2 separate regions of the Homo sapiens genome follow, and region 2 is linked to region 1. A link is an interaction called in ENCODE POLR2A ChIA-PET data of the cell type or tissue named here. Cell type or tissue: Panc1. All regions are shown on one strand.

Evidence for each region. ChIA-PET counts read pairs that join two places held together with the same protein. Peaks named below come from ENCODE experiments on the same cell type or tissue, not always from the same donor. Only the 100,000 strongest peaks of a DNase experiment are listed, where the experiment ranks them.
Region 2: POLR2A ChIA-PET joins it to region 1 with 6 read pairs; 3 of 35 experiments call an interaction of 5 or more read pairs at or near these places.

The regions. Positions count from the first base shown.
Region 1 is chr6:111,289,271-111,297,270 of GRCh38, forward strand. It overlaps LOC124901376 (a long non-coding RNA gene), which reads left to right. Exons shown (of 2, transcript XR_007059706.1): 1 at 1-462; 2 at 576-2,201. Among named protein-coding and RNA genes, the nearest start is that of SLC60A2, 34 kb to the left of the region's middle. In Panc1, no CTCF peak of the experiment used is centred here; no DNase peak of the experiment used is centred here.
Region 2 is chr6:111,504,872-111,512,871 of GRCh38, forward strand. It overlaps TRAF3IP2-AS1. Among named protein-coding and RNA genes, the nearest start is that of REV3L, 26 kb to the left of the region's middle. RefSeq lists enhancers at 2,073-2,596, 2,597-3,119. In Panc1, no CTCF peak of the experiment used is centred here; no DNase peak of the experiment used is centred here; H3K27ac peaks cover 428 bases.

The DNA of each region.
Region 1 (8,000 bases):
GGCTTACAGGTTACCTTGTGTCATACCTTTGAAACAAGGGACCTGTCCAGGCTTCCTTCTGATGGCCAACCCACCTCTAATGCTGGCCAGCCTATTTCACACAAAGTTCTAAGTTTTCCTGGTGTCACAGTAACACCATAATCTCCCTTAAATTCTTTCTTGAAATTTTTCAACATAGTTCCTAGTGGGTTGGGCTTATTTGTGCCTGGCCCATGCTTCTTTGAGACAAAACAACACGCTCACACCACACACACACCACAAAACAAAGAACAGTTAAAAAGGGCACACACACACTTTTGCAGTTTACACCAAACCAAAATCAAAACCAAAATCAGAGTTTCCAGAAATCCAAGCCAGGTCAAAACCAAAACCAAAGTATCCAGCAATTCAAGTCAAGTCAAAACTAGAACAAAGGTGCCAATACAGGCACACCGTGGGTGATCAGGCCACGCTTCCACTCAGGTGGAGTGGGGTAAGTTCCAAAGACTAGTCCTACCAAGTCAAGCCAAGTCAAAACCAGAACAAAGGTGCCAATACAGGCACACCGTGGGTGATCAGGCCACGCTTCCACTCAGATGGAGTGGGGCAAGTTCCAAAGACTAGTCTTACCAAGTTTCAGATATCCAGACTCCAAATGCCAGTTCCTTCCTGGTGTTCAGCCACTGTGTTAATCCTCCATGGGGGCCTGCTACGGGCTGCTCTGGTGAGGCGTTCCACTGTGGAAATTTCCTACCCGGGAGCCCTCTTTGGATCGCGGCACTCAGGCTGGCCGGAGTCCCCCGCAGGGATGCTCCACAGGGCAGGCTTAAGCCGCCTAAGGGGCTGCCTCAGCCATCCATCAGTCACCTCGTTTCCCAGTCAGGGAACCAAAAAATGTAGCAGGATGAGCTGCAGACAAAACCTCTCAGACACCAGGTTGTAGAAGGAAGGGCTTTATTCAGCTGGGAGCATCGGCAAGCTACTGCCTTAAAATCCGAGCTCCTCGAGTGCACAATTTCTATCCCTTTTAAGGGCCCACAACACTGAAGATTTCACATGAAAGGGTCATGATTGATTTGAGCAAGCAAGGGGTACGTGACAGGGGCTGCATGCACCGGTGGTCAGAGAGAAACAGAACAGGGCAGGGAGTTTCACAATGTTCTTCTATACAATGTCTGGAATCTATGAATAACATCGGTTTCTAAGTCATGAGTTGATTTTTATCTACTAGGTTTAGGCCAGGCAGGCCCAGGTCCAGTTTTGGGCCTGGCGCTGGGCTGTCTTTGATTTTATTTCCTTGTTTTTTTTTGTTTATTTATTATTTTTTTTAAAACAGGTACTGAATATAAAACAATATGAGAGGGTCTCTCTCTTCCCTCACTTCCACCAGATACCCTAAACTATCTCCCTTAATTCAAAGTTCCACAAATCTCTAGGGCAGGTGCAAAATCCCACTAGTCTCTTTGCTAAAACATAGCAAGAATCACCTTCACTGTAGTTCCCAACAAGTTCCTCATTTCCATCTGAGACCACCTCAGCCTGGATTTCCATATCATTATCAGCATTTTGGTCAAAGCCATTCAACAAGTCTCTAGGAAGTTCCAAACTTTCCCACATATTCCTGTCTTCTGAGCTCTCTAAACTGCTCCACCCTCTCTGCCTGTTATCCAGTTCCAGGTTTTGGGTATCTTTACAGCAGCACCCCACTCTAGTACCAACTCACTGTATTAGTCTGTTTTCACACTGCTGATAAAGACATACCTGAGACTGGGTAATTTGTAAAGAAAAAGAGGTTTAATGGACTCAGTTCCACGTGGCTGGGGAGGCCTCACAATCACGGCGGAAAGGCCCTGTGAAAGGCACATCTTAAGTGGCTGCAGCAAGAGAGAATGAGAGCCAAGCGAAAGGGGAAATCCCTTATAAAGCCATCAGATCTTGTGAGGTTTGCTCACTGCCAGAGAACAGCACAGGAAAGACCTGCCCCCATGATTCAGTTGCCTCCCACTGGGTTCCTTCCACAACACGTGGGAATTGTGGGAGCTTCAATTCAAGATGAAATTTGGGTGGAGACACAGCCAAACCATATCACTTAGGAAAGGATATTTTGTAAGTGGGGAAGTTGAAGCTGAACTTAGTGGAGAGAGACTAAATGACCACACTCTCCTTTGTCTTATCTAAGCAATTATAATAAATGACACTCCAGGTGTCCTTGACTGCTGCCATCTCTGCTTTCAGTGACTTGAGTTTACAGCTTTGCACTCTGCTCTGGCAGAGATCTTCCTCTAGATACTTTGCCTCATGCCAGATATGCTGGGCAAACCTTGACCTTTTCTGGCTCCTAAAACAGCACTCTAGAAGTCTTGCCACTGGGCAGGAGAGGATTGGATTTCAAGCTCCTAAGTATGACTATGTGATATTCAAGTTTTGCCCCCTGTGCTTTCCATGAGGAATTAGGGGCTGACTCTGTCATCCCACTCCTACTTCATCTTCATGGATTTGGTCAGGCATGAGCATAGACTTAGTGGCCAACCTCTGACCACACCACTCACTGCTAGAGGCTCCCTGGGGCGGTAAGGATGGAGTAAGAGACTATGGTTCACAAGGACAGACTTGAGGACTAGCTGGGGCCCCTCTGCTACCTCTCACTGGCTTGGAGAATGGTGTTTTTCTATTTGCTTGTGACAGCAGGCACTTCATTTTCCCTCCTTTGGGAAATTTGAATGGATCTGGTAGAATGAATGAAGAAAGCCCATATGTAGTGTGGGTGGTGGTGGAGAGTGCGGGATCTGGAGTCTGTCTGCCTGGATTTGAATTATGACTCTACCGCCTACTACCTAATCTTATTGCTTAATCTCTCCATGCATCAGCGTTCTTGCATGCAATTGGCTGTCAGATATAAATGAGATATTTGTAAAGCAATTAGCGTATTGCCTTATACATATTATTATGGGCTGAATTTTGACCCCCTCAAATTCATATGTTGAAGCTCTAATCCTATGTATCTCAGAATGTGACTGTATTTGCAGATAGTGTCTTCAAAGAGGCAGTTAAATTAAAAATGAGGTTTTTAGGGTGGGCTCTGATTCAGTAGGACTGGTGTCCTTGATAAGAGGAGGAAATTTGGACCCAGACAGACACAGAAGGAGACCAAAAGTGATGGTACAGGGAGAAGACGGCCATCTACAAGCCAAGGAGAGAGGCCTCAGAAGAAACCAATGCTGCCAACACCTTCATCTTAGACTTCTAGCCTCCAGAACTGTGAGAAAATAGATTTCTTTTGTTTAAGCCACCCAGTCTGTGGTGCTTTGTTATGGGAGCCTTATAAACTAATATACTTACTAAGCAAACAATATTAGCTACTATAACTATTATCATTATTGGCCAGGTGTGGTGGCTCACGTCTGTAATCCTAGCACTTTGGGAGGCCAAGGTGGGTGGATCACCTAAGGTCAGGAGTTCGAGACCAGACTGGCCAACATGGCGAAACCCCGTCTCTACTAAAAATACAAAAAAATTAGCTGGGCGTGGTGGCAGGCATTTGTAATCCCAGCTACCTGGGAGGCTGAGGCAGGAGAATCGCTAGAACTCTGGGGGCAGAGGTTGCAGTGAGCAGAGATTGCACCACTGCACTCCAGCCTGGGCGACAGAGCAAGACCCTGTCTCAAAAAAAAAAAAAAAAAAAGGCCAGGCCTGGTGGCTCAAGCCTGTAATCCCAGCACTTTGGGAGGCCCGAGGCAGGTGGATCATGAGGTCAGGAGATTGAGAGCATCCTGGCTAACACAGTGAAATTTCATCTCTACTAAAAATACAGAAAATTAGCCGGGCGTGGTGGCAGGCGCCTGTAGTCCCAGCTACTCAGGAGGAGAATGGCGTGAACCCAGGAGGTGGAGCTTGCAGTGAGCCGAGATTGTGCCACTGCACTCCAGCCTGGGCGACAGAGCAGAGCAAATCTCCAAAAAAAAAAAAAAAAAAAAAAAAAAAACCCAGCTATTATTATTATTCCCAAGGCACTCAATCAAAGAAAAAATAAAACAACCACAAAAGGAGGAATTTTAATCAGAAACTGATGCTCACAATTTTAGTAAAAGAGACTATCCACAAAAGGGAAATAATAAACATTTTCCATAATTGTTATGGCTGGGAAAACCAGGTGGGACACCCTAACTAAGCTAATGAGGTTATGGGCCATGAAAACACTTAGTTGTCCTGGCAAGTCTGGGAAGATAATGCAGCTGGGAGCTCACCACACTCTGCCTGGGGAACTCTGTTGGGGCTCCATGCAAAGAATGACCTCCAAAAGGACTCTAATCAAGTAGCCTTGATAGCTGCAGTCCAGTAGCAATAGAAACAGACACAAAGTTTTTTCTTTTAATGGGGGGTAATATATTCATTTAGTAATAAAATCAAATAGTACAAAGGTGAATTGAAAAGTGATCTCACTTTTGACCCCCCAGCCTTAACCGCCACCAAGGTAACCACTCCCTTTTGTGCACCTTCCACAGATATCAGTGCATATACAGAAGTGTGCTTATATGTGTGTGTGTGTATAATATACATCTCGTCTGCTTTATTTTAAATTTATTTTAGTTGACAAAATTGTATTTGTTGTGTACAACATGATGTTTTGAAATATGTATTCATTGTGGAAGGTGAAATTGACCTAATTAACATGTGCATTACCTCCGCTTTATTTTTAAATGTAGATTATTGGTAGCAGTACATATAAAAGAAGAGCATATTTTAGGGCAGGCGCAGTAGCTCATGCCTGTAATCCCATCACTTTGGGAGGCCGAGGTGGGTGGATCACCTGAGTTCAAGAGTTCGAGACCAGCCTGGCCACCATGGTGAAACCCTGTCTCTACTAAAATTACAAAAATTAGCCGGGTGTGGTGGTGTGTGCCTGCAATCCCAGCTTCTCGGGAGGCTGAGGCAGGAGAATCACTTGAACCCAGGAGGCGGAGGTTGCAGTGAGCCAACATCGCGTCACTGCACTCTAGCCTGGGTGACAAGAGCAAAATTCCGTCTTGAAAAAATAAAAGCATATTTTAAAAAGAATCTAAGCTTTTATATAGCTACAATCCCTATGCTTCCCTCTAGCCAGTATTTTTGATCTGTCTGAGGTGCTCAGGTACCATTGCTTCTATAGCAAGATCCAGGCACTGTGCTGGTGCTGGGTAATGTTGGGACACAAATCAGGCATGATTTCTGACCTTGTGGTATTTGCAGTCTAATAGAGGGATTGATATTAAATGTTGGTGCAGATAATCAATTGTAATGTGCTGTGAGTCACAGCAGCACACGGTGATGATGGGACTATGGCCCTGACCGTGGCATCTCACACCTTGGGAAAGGGTGAGCAGGTCTCACTTTGCCGTTGAGCATGCCGACTCCACTTCCTCTCCCTGCGCTCAGTGATACCTCATTCTCTCCTCAGTGCCTAGTGTCCCCCAGTTCAGTGCCTCTCTGGTTCTTTTTCTCTATAAAATAAACCTAAAGTGTGTGTGTGTGTTGTTGGGCGGTAGACAGGATGTGGTCACCTAAAAATGTGGAATCAAGGTGGCCTGTGAAGTCTAACTCTTCCTTTTAAACAATCCGTTCCTACCTGGGGCCTTCTGTTCCTAAGCCTTTCTTGAGTTCTCTAGCAATTATCAGTTTTGACCTTCTTTTTTCATTTCTTTTTTGAGATGGAGTCTCACTTTATCCCCCAGGCTGGAGTGCAATGGCGCGATTTCTGCTCACTACAACCTCTGTCTCCTGGGTTCAAACGATTCTCCTGCCTCAGCCTCCTGAGTAGCTAGGATTACAGGCACCCCCGACCATGTCTGGCTAATTTTTTGTCTTTTTCTTTTTCTCTTTTTTTTTTTTTTTGAGACGGAATCTCACTCTGTCACCCAGGCTGGAGTGCAGTGGCACGATCTCAGCTCACTGCAACCTCCACCCCCCAGATTCAAGCGATTCTCCTGCCTCAGCCTCCTGAGTAGCTAGGATTACAGGCACCCCCCACCACGTCTGGCTAAATTTTTATATTTTTCTTTTCTGTTTTTTTTTTTTTTTTTTTGAGATGGAGTCTCGCTCTGTTGCCCAGGCTGGAGTGCAGTGGCGCAATCGGCTCACTGCAAGCTCCGCCTCCTGGGTTCATGCCATTCTCCTGCCTCAGCCTCCCGAGTAGCTGGGACTACAGGTGCCTCCACCACGCCCAGCTAATTTTTTTTTGTATTTTTAGTAGAGACGGGGTTTCACCATGTTAGCCAGGATGGTCTCGGTCTCCTGACCTTGTGATCTGCCCGCCTTGGACTCCCAAAGTGCTGGGATTACAGGCGTGAGCCATAGTTCCTGGCCTGACCTTGTCTTTCTTAACTTTGGGTTCTTCCAATAGGGGAGGAGGCGGCAGCAAAGACATCTTCACATCATCTTGTATCTAATGCCCATTTACTTATGTGTGTCTCCCAAACAGCTATGAAATACACAAGGGCAGGGGATTACCTCGGTATCTCCAGATGAGTGAAATGCCATGCACATCTTGATGGTTAGTAAATATTTATTGAATGGCAAATACTTAAAATCTGTGTAACTTTTTATATTCATATTCATATTTGCAAAGCCTCTGTCGGGTAATCAGGGGGCAGGTGGTATTATCCTGTTTTCAGAGTGTGAATATTTTTAAACTTGGTATCTATGACCAAATGAGTTACTCTTCCAAAGAGTTGCATTGCCATTAGTGATCATGGGGAAGCCTAGAGCATGAAAGCTCCTTACTCTATCACTTTCCCCAAAACTTTCCTGTCCTTCCCTTCAAGACACTTGTGGTGGCATCAGTAGCAAGACAGGTAAAGACTCATAGGCAGTAAGATGTTCTTTTGATTTAAAAAATGGCTTCATCTGCCTTCCTGGTTACACTCTCTTCTCACCAGATATACAAAGAAACCTGATCTTATGAATATGAGAACTCCTCCACAAGATATTTTGCTTTGTAAACCACTCTTGGAGGTTGGCCAAAGTGCCAAAATGCAGCTATTGGGTAGGTTGAGGAAAGTAGACAGAGAAGTAGATTAGGTGGTGCATGTGTTTTGATTTCCTCCTTGGATTTCAAGTATAGACATAATCTGTGACTATTTGCCTGTGCAAAGCTAGTTATTAAGCAGAACTGGGGCATTAATGTTTCTGAATTTTATCCACTATTATACAACTCAAATGGGCTGGGCATGGCGGCTCATGCCTGTAATCCCAGCACTTTGGGAGGCCAAGATGGTGGGTCACCTGACATCAGGAGTTCAAGACCAGCCTGGCCAACATGGAGAAACCCCATCTTTACTGAAAATACAAAAATTAGCCGGGCATGGTGGTGCATGCCTGTAATCCCAGCTACTCAGGTTGCTGAGGCAGGAGAATCGCTTGAGGCAGGAGGCAGAGGTTGCAGTGAGCCGAGATCATGCCACTGCACTCCAGCCTCGGTGACAGAGCAAGACCCTGTCTGAAACAAAACAAAACCTCAAATGGTTAAAGGTAACAATTCTCATCACATCATGGGAAAAGGGCACATGGTATTATGGGATTAAAAATCAGTAGGGTGTGAATGCCAACCATCCTCCCAGAGGTACAGAGTTCACTAATAGAGGTCTGGCATATCCAGCCTAAAAGTAGCTACTTGTGCATTGCCATCTCCCCCAACCTCCACAGCTGATGGCAGAGCCCTAACAATGTCATTTATAGCCAGATTTATTTTTACTTTATAAAATTAAATGTGACTATTTTAAGAAATACTAGTCTACAATAGAGAAGTCAATTTAAAAGCTTATTTGGGCTGGGCGTGGTGGCTCCCAGTAGCCTGTAATCCCAGTACTTTGGGAGCCTGAGGTAGCCAGATCGTTGAGTTCAGGAGTTCGAGACCAGCCTGGCCAACAGGGCGAGACCCCATCTCAACCAAAAATACAAAAATTAGCCAAGCGTGGTGGTGTATGCCTGTAGCCCCAGCTACTTGGGAGGCTGAAGTGAGAGGACTGCTTGAACTCGGGGTGGAGGTT
Region 2 (8,000 bases), 220 kb after region 1:
CCAGCCTGGCCAACATGGCGAAACCCCATCTCTACTAAAAATACAAAAATTAGCCAGACATGGTGGCAAGCACCTATAATCCCAGCTACTTGGGAGGCTGAGGCGGGAGAATCACTTGAACCTGGAAGGTGGTGGTTGCAGTGAGCCAAGATTGTGCCACTGCACTCCAGCCTGGGCGACAGAGCGAGACTCCATCTCAAAAAAAAAAAAAAAAAGTCACATGTAACCATTTGAAAGGCATTCTTAATTGTGAACAATAGTTATGTGAGATTTTGGAAGATCCAATATAGATGCATTATTTCAAATGTTTTCAACATTTTGATAGTTGGTTTGCTGTCTATATTGTGGATGCAATTCAAAATTCAAGATTTTTCTTTTTATTAGAGGTTCTTTATTTACATTGCCACCCAATTTCAGCCTAAGTTGATCTTTTGTGGATTCATGGAATTTATGTTTGAAGAGTTTTAAAAAATTTTTTTAATGAAAAACTGTTAACATATACAGAAATAAAGCAAATAACATGAACCTCCAAGTTTTGTTTGAGTCTTTAGTAATATGTTAGTACAGGTACTGTGATTGTTGATGCAACAGATGTTCAGGAACTCAAAAAATGCTTGTTGCTTAATGTGCACTTGAAATAATTTGTCAGAGACTAGGATTGCAACCCTTGCTTTTTTTAGCTTTCCATTTTCTTGGTAGATCTTCCTCCATCCCTTTATTTTGAGCCTATGTGTGTCTCTGCATGTGAGATGGGTCTCCTGAATACAGCACACTGATGGGTCTTGACTCTTTATTCAATTTGCTAGTCTGTGTCTTTTAATTGGGGCATTTAGCCCATTTACATTTAAGGTTAATATTGTTATGTTTGAATTGGATCCTGTCATTATGATGTTAGCTGGTTATTTTGCCCATTAATTGATGCAGTTTCTTCATAGCATTGATGGTCTTTACAATTTGGCATGTTTTTGCAGTGGCTGGTACCGGTGTTCCTTTCTATGTTTAGTGCTTCCTTCAGGAGCTCTTGTAAGGCAAGCCTGGTGGTGACAAAATCTCTCAGCATTTGCTTGTCTGTAAAGGATTTTATCTGTCCTTCACTTATGAAGCTTAGTTTGGCTGGATATGAAATTCTGGGTTGAAAATTCTTTTCTTTAAGAATGTGTGAATATCGGCCCCCACTCTCTTCTGGATTGTAGGGTTTCTGCTGAGAGATCCACTGTTAGTCTGATGGGCTTCCGTTTGTGGGTAACCCAACCTTTCTCTCTGGCTGCCCTTAACATTTTTTCCTTCACTTCAACCTTGGTGAATCTGACAATTATGTGTCTTGGGGTCGCTGTTCTCGAGGAGTATCTTTGTGGTATTTTCTGTATTTCCTGAATTTGACTGTTGGCCTGCCTTGGTAGGTTGGGGAAGTTCTCCTGGATAATATCCTGAAGAGTGTTTTCCAACTTGCTTCCATTCTCCCCGTCACTTTCAGGTACACCAATCAGACATAGATTTGGTCTTTTCATGTAAGTCCCATATTTTCTTGGAGGCTTTGTTCGTTTCATTTTACTCTTTTTTTCTCTAAACTTGTCTTCTTGCTTTATTTCAAATTAATTTGATCTTCAATCACTGATACCCTTTCTTCCACTTGATCGAATCGGCTATTGAAGCTTGTGCATGCATCACGAAGTTCTCGTGCCATGCTTTTCAGCTTCATCAGATCATTTAAGGTCTTCTCTACACTGTTTATTCTAGTTAGCCATTCGTTTAACCTTTTTTCAAGGTTTTTAGCTTCCTTGCGATGGGTTAGACCATGCTCCCTTAGCTCAGAGAAGTTTGTTACTACCGACCTTCTGAAGCCTATTTCTGTCAACTCATCAAAGTCATTCTCCATCCAGCTTTGTTCCATTGCTGGCGAGGAGCTGTGATCTTTTGGAGGAGAAGAGACGCTCCGGTTTTTAGAATTTTCAGCTTTTCTGCTCTGGTTTCTCCCCATCTTTGTGGTTTTATCTACCTTTGGTCTTTGATGTTGGTAACCTACAGATGGGGTTTTGGTGTAGATGTCCTTTTTGTTGATGTTGATGCTATTCCTTTCTGTTTGTTAGTTTTCCTTCTAACAGGTCCGTCAGCTGCAGGACTGTTGGAGTTTGCTGGAGGTCCACTCCAGACCCTGTTTGCCTGGGTATCACCAGCGGAGCCTGCAGAACAGCAAATATTGCTGCCTGATCCTTCTTCTGGAAGCTTCATCCCAGAGGGGCACCCACCTGTATGAGGTGTCTGTTGGCCCCTACTGCAGATGTCTCCCAGTTAGGCTACATGGGGGTCAGGGACCCACTTGAGGAGGCAGCCTGTCCGTTCTCAGAGTTCAAACACCATGCTGGGAGAACCACTGCTCTCTTCAGAGCTGTCAGACAGGGACATTTAAGTCTGCAGAAGTTTCTGCTGCCTTCTGTTTAGCTATGCCCTGCCCACAAAGGTGAAGTCTATAGAGGCAGTAGACAGTGCTGAGCTGCACTGGGCTCTGCCCAGTTGGAGCTTCCTGGCCGCTTTGTTTACCTACTCAAGCCTCAGTAATGGTGGACGCCCCTCCCCCAGCCAGGCTGCAGCCTCGCAGGTTGATCTCAGACTGCTGCGCTAGCAGTGAGCAAGGCTCTGTGGGCATGGGACCCACTGAGCCAGGCACAGGAGAAAATCTCCTGGTCTGCTGGTTGCTAAGACCGTGGGAAAAGTGCAGTATTAGGGCAGAAGTGTCCCATTTTTCCAGGTACAGTCTGTCACTGCTTCCCTTGGCTAGGAAAGGGAAATCCCCCAACCCCTTGCGCTTCCCAGGTGAGGTGATGCCCCGCCTTGCTTTGGCTTGCCCTCCGTGGGCTGCACCCACTGTCCAACCAGTCCCAATGAGATGAACCAGGTACCTCAGTTGGAAATGCGGAAATCACCTGTCTTCTGCGTCAGTCATGCTGGGAGCTGCAGATCGGAGCTGTTCCTATTTGGCCATCTTGGAACAGAAACCCCACTTGAAAGAATTTGTGTACATGAAAATTTTTAAAAATCCCTCCATTTCCTAATCTATGATAGAATATATTTCAAAAATTTGGTGGTAAGCCAATTTTTGGACCTACAAATGTGTTTTTCATAGAAACAATCTTAAAATGGCTACTAGGTTTTCAGGCCAGCTCTCCATAACTTATCTAATTCATAGTTTAGGGAAACTTACCCATCATTTTTAACATTGTTTCAATGAGAAAATGCCTCTTTTAAAAAAATTTTTTTCTGGCTGGGCACGGTGGCTAACGCCTGTAATCCCAGCACTTTGGGAGGCCAAGGTGGGCAGATCACCTGAGGTTGGGAGATTGAGACCAGCCTGACCAACATGCAGAAACCCCATCTCTACTAAAAATATAAAATTAGCCAGGCGTGGTGGCGCATGTCTGTAATCCCAGCTATTTGGGAGGCTGAGGCAGGAGAATCTCTTGAGCCCGGGAGGCGGATGTTGCTGTGAGCCGAGATCACGCCACTGCACTCTAGCCTGGGCAACAAGAGTGAAACTACGTCTCAAAAAAAAATTTTTTTTTCTTTTCTTTTTTTTTTTTAAATTAGACTCTCATTCTGTCGCCCAGGCTGGAGTGCAGTGGCACAATCATAACTCACTACAGCCTCTAACTCCTAGGCTCAAGTGATCCTCTTGCCTCAGCCTCCTGAGTAGCTAGGGCTACAGGTGCACACCACAATGCCTGGCTAATTTTTTAAAATTTTTTTTCTTTAATTCTTTTTTTAGAGGAGGGGTCTTGCTTTGTTACCCAGGTTGGTCTCAAACTCCTGGCCTCAAGTTTGCTTTTAGCCTCCCAAAGTGCTGGGATTATAGGTGTGAGCCACCACACTCGGCCAGAAAAATGCCTCTTTTGCAATTAGAATTCTAGGGAATACCACCACTCATCTTCCTCTCTGTTGAAAATGGGTAGTCGAGTTATCTTGTAATAGGGATTTTGTCTGTGATGGGTCCTTAGCTCTCTCAGCAAAAGTAGCAGGAACTCAGAGTAAACAGTCGGGGGACATAGTATACTTCATGTATACTCTTCCGAAATTATTCCTCTGCTAGGGGGAGTTGAGGAGTCAAGCTCTCCTGTAATAGGTATCTTGTCTGTGAGGGCTCCTTAGCTCTCAGCAAATGTAATGGGAACACTGAGTGTTGGGGGACAAGAGTCTACTCTCCCATACCATTCTGAAATTATTTACCACTTTCTCTGCTGACAGAGTTTGTTTGTGCTTTTTTTTTTAAGCTTATTTTTTAAAAGAACAGAAAGGAAACCTCCCTTTATAAAACAAATACTCTGTGATATACCTAAAGCTTATGTTTCATAGACTTTTTAAAAAGAGGGCTGATTGTCTTAAGTTACTGATATGGGGAAAAATTATTTTCACTGGCTAAGACATGTCTAAGGCATCAAGAAAAGATTCCTGAATGTTAAAACATAAAATTGGAATATAAGCATAGGTACTAAACTGCCAACTAGCTAAAATCAGGTTGTTGGAATAATGCTTATAGTAAACCTATAAGTAGTATAACCTTTTAGAGTATCTGGGAATGACAGATGGGAGCAGAGAGGAGTGCCAGTGCTTCTGTCTCACCAACCTACATTCTCTTCCAACTTACCTTACATTTGTACTCTTCCAAAATCCTTTTCTAAGCAAGATTATGGAGCCACAAAATGGTGCTAATGAATTTCTCCTCATTTTGTGTATGTATATATAAAATAAAAAGGTAATAGAGGAAGTGCTTTACTGACAAAAGGGGCAAAATTCAGAAAGAATGGAGTGGCTGAAAACAAGACCTGCTCAGAGGAACCCTAAATATTACAATGTTCTCTGACACCGAGCAGGTTACTTAACCTCCCAGGATAATCTGTAGAATGAGTGATTGAAATAAATCAGCCCTGTTCCTTCTAGCTCAAAAACGAAAGTTCCATATTGTGAATAGTTGTCCTAGATCCTGCAAGTCTTCAAGTGCTAATGTGGTGTGGCTCTTATCCTGTCAGCTAATATAGGCTCCAATCTTACATGTCCTCCAGAAAATGCATGTTCTTGTGAGTGACTTAACAGCAGGCCCCCAAAGCTAGTTAGTCTCATTTTTCAAAGACAGTAATGTCAGTACCCTTATATGGGAGAATTAGGCATACTTTGTGATGAGGCAACTGGAGTTCCCACAGAATGGCGTACTGCAGCTTCCCCACGTGGGATCCATGTTCCCGTTAGATAAAGAAGGGCCTACTGTGTGTCAGGTACCACACTAACTACTTTACATATGTTACTATATTCATTTATTATTCATTTATTCATTATTCTTCACAATAACCCTGAGAGGTAGGGGGATTGTCCTCATTTTACAGATGAGGAAATTTCCCAAGAACTAATTAGTTGGTGGTGGAGCTAGTGAATGGTAAAACTGATTTGAAACCTCTTATGAGGGGAATGAAACCAGGGATCCCTTCACTAAACCTGCCCATCAAACTAGCTAAGGGAAGGAAACCAAAAAGCCTTTTACTGCAGTTAGCTTTATACTCACCAACAATGACAAGCAACTGTGGCTCCTCTGCCTGTGGGACCTGGCCCCTGCAGCCAGCTCATGTGCCCAAGACTCCCCCTACCCCTAAATCCAGGGTAAGCATATTCCCCCTAGCCCTTCTGAAGTCTCAGGTGAATACCCCAGAACTTTCACAAGGCTTCCCACCTAGGAAACCTAGCCACCTCTAACCTAGAGGATGTAACTCTTAAGTTTGATATTAAGACCCTGCTCTAGTAGAATCCTTCAAAGCAGGAAGCCCTTCTGTGCTGTTTGTGGTGCTGAGAGGTGCCAGATAACATGCCACCCTGCCAACTCGTGTAACTCAGGGAAGAACCTACCTGAAGATGATAAGAGAAATGAAAATAAAGTCTTGAAGAACTACAATTGTCAGGTGATCCTGCAGAGGAGTCCCTGGCCCACAGGAGTTTTTTTCTACGTCAGTAACTTCAAAGATAGCTGTTAATACTTCTAGATCTCCGAATTCCTGACAGGAGATGAAAGAGCATCCAAGTTTAAGATTATCAGGCTCAGAAACTGCCAGAAATAACTTAGAACAGTTCTCAAAGTATGTTCCTGGGACAAGCAGCATTAGCCTCACCTGGGAACTTGTTGAAAATACAGACTCTTGGCCGGGCATGGTGGCTCACACCTGTAATCCCAGCACTTTGGGAGGCTGAGGCAGGCGGATCACGAGGTCAGGAGATCGAGATCATCCTGGCTAACACGGTGAAAACCCGTCTCTACTAAAAATACAAAAAATTAGCAGGGCATGGTGGCAGGCGCCTGTAGTCCCAGCTACTTGGGAGGCTGAGGCGGGAGAATGGCGTGAACCCAGGAGGCGGAGTTTGCAGTGAGTCAAGATCACGCCACTGCACTCCAGCCTGGGCAACAGAGCGAGACTCCATCTCAAATTATATATATACACACACACAGACTCTTGGACCCCATCCCAGACCTGCAGAATGAGAAGTGGAGCCCAGAAATCTGTGTTTCAACAAGATTCTGATGTATACTAAATTTTGAAAACAACTGTCCTAGGACTATGAATGATGATCGCAGGTTCCCTACATCAAATTGCAACAGCTTCCTGGGACTAGTCGACCGCCCCATCTCCAATATAGTGCCATTCTTAGAGATATGCAGCTCTCTCAACCAAGACTACTGCCTAGGACCTCATTTGTTTCCTTGAAAACTCCTAGGAAAATATTGGGAAAAATGGCAGATGATTGGTAATGATAGAATTGAGGTAAAAAAAATTAATTGTGTATGATGGGGGAATTGGAAGTAATTTATATGCCTATTTATAGGAGTTTGCCTAAAAGCAAATTCCATGAGGATTAGGACTAACACTGACCAACAGTATGTTCACTGTACTCTCATTATCTACTATAGTGTAAGTATTTAATATTTGTTGATTGAATGAATAAATGTACATATACATTTCAGTCCTGAAGTAAAATGCAGCCATTAAAAAAGATGTCTTCTATTAGCAGTCTCACTCATATGTATGTACTCAAAAACCTGAAATTCAATGTTTATATCAACTTTATTCATAACTACCAAAAACTGGAAACAACCCTATTGTCTATCAACTGGTAAACAGATCAACGAACATTCATATAATGTACATCCATAGAATAGAATACTACTGAGCAATAAAAAGGACCAAATTACAAATATATGCAGAAAACATGGATGAATTGCAGCAGCATTAGGCTGAGTGAAAGAAGCCAGGCTCAAAAAGCAAATGTATGATTCCATTTATGTAGCATTGTAGAAAAGGCAAAACTGGGCTGGGCCCAGTGGCTCACGCCTGTAATCCTAGCACTTTGTAGGGGGCCAAGGTGGGCAGATCACCTAAGGTCAGGAGTTTGAGACCAGCCTGGCCAACATGGTGAAACCCCATCTCTACTAAAAATACAAAAATTAGCTGGGCATGGTGGCACACCCCTGTAATCCCAGCTATTCTGGAGACTGAGGCAGGAGAATTGCTTGAGCCTGGGAGATGGAGGTTGCAGTGAGCCGAGATCGTGCCACTGCACTCCAGCCTGGCCGACAGAGTGAGACTCTGTCTCCAAAAAAAACCAAAAAAGGCAAAACTGTAGGGATTGAAAATAGTTCAGTGATTGCTGGAGAAGGAGCAAGTGCCTCTAAACTACAATCAGGCACAAAGACAGTTTGAGGGTGATGGACCTGTTCTATATCTTGATCGTGATGGTTGCATTATTGTATGCATTCATCAAAACTCATGGGACTGAATGCTAAAAAAGGTTAATTTTACTGTACATACTCAATATACAATATACTGTGTATACTCAATATACTTTTTTAAAAAGTATACTAACGTTTTTAAAAAATGATGTTGAATAAATGTACCTGATACATATGTAATAGAAAAGTCAAGTTAAATGTTTTTCTAAAAACAAAACAAATGTCATCCATATACATGTGTGTA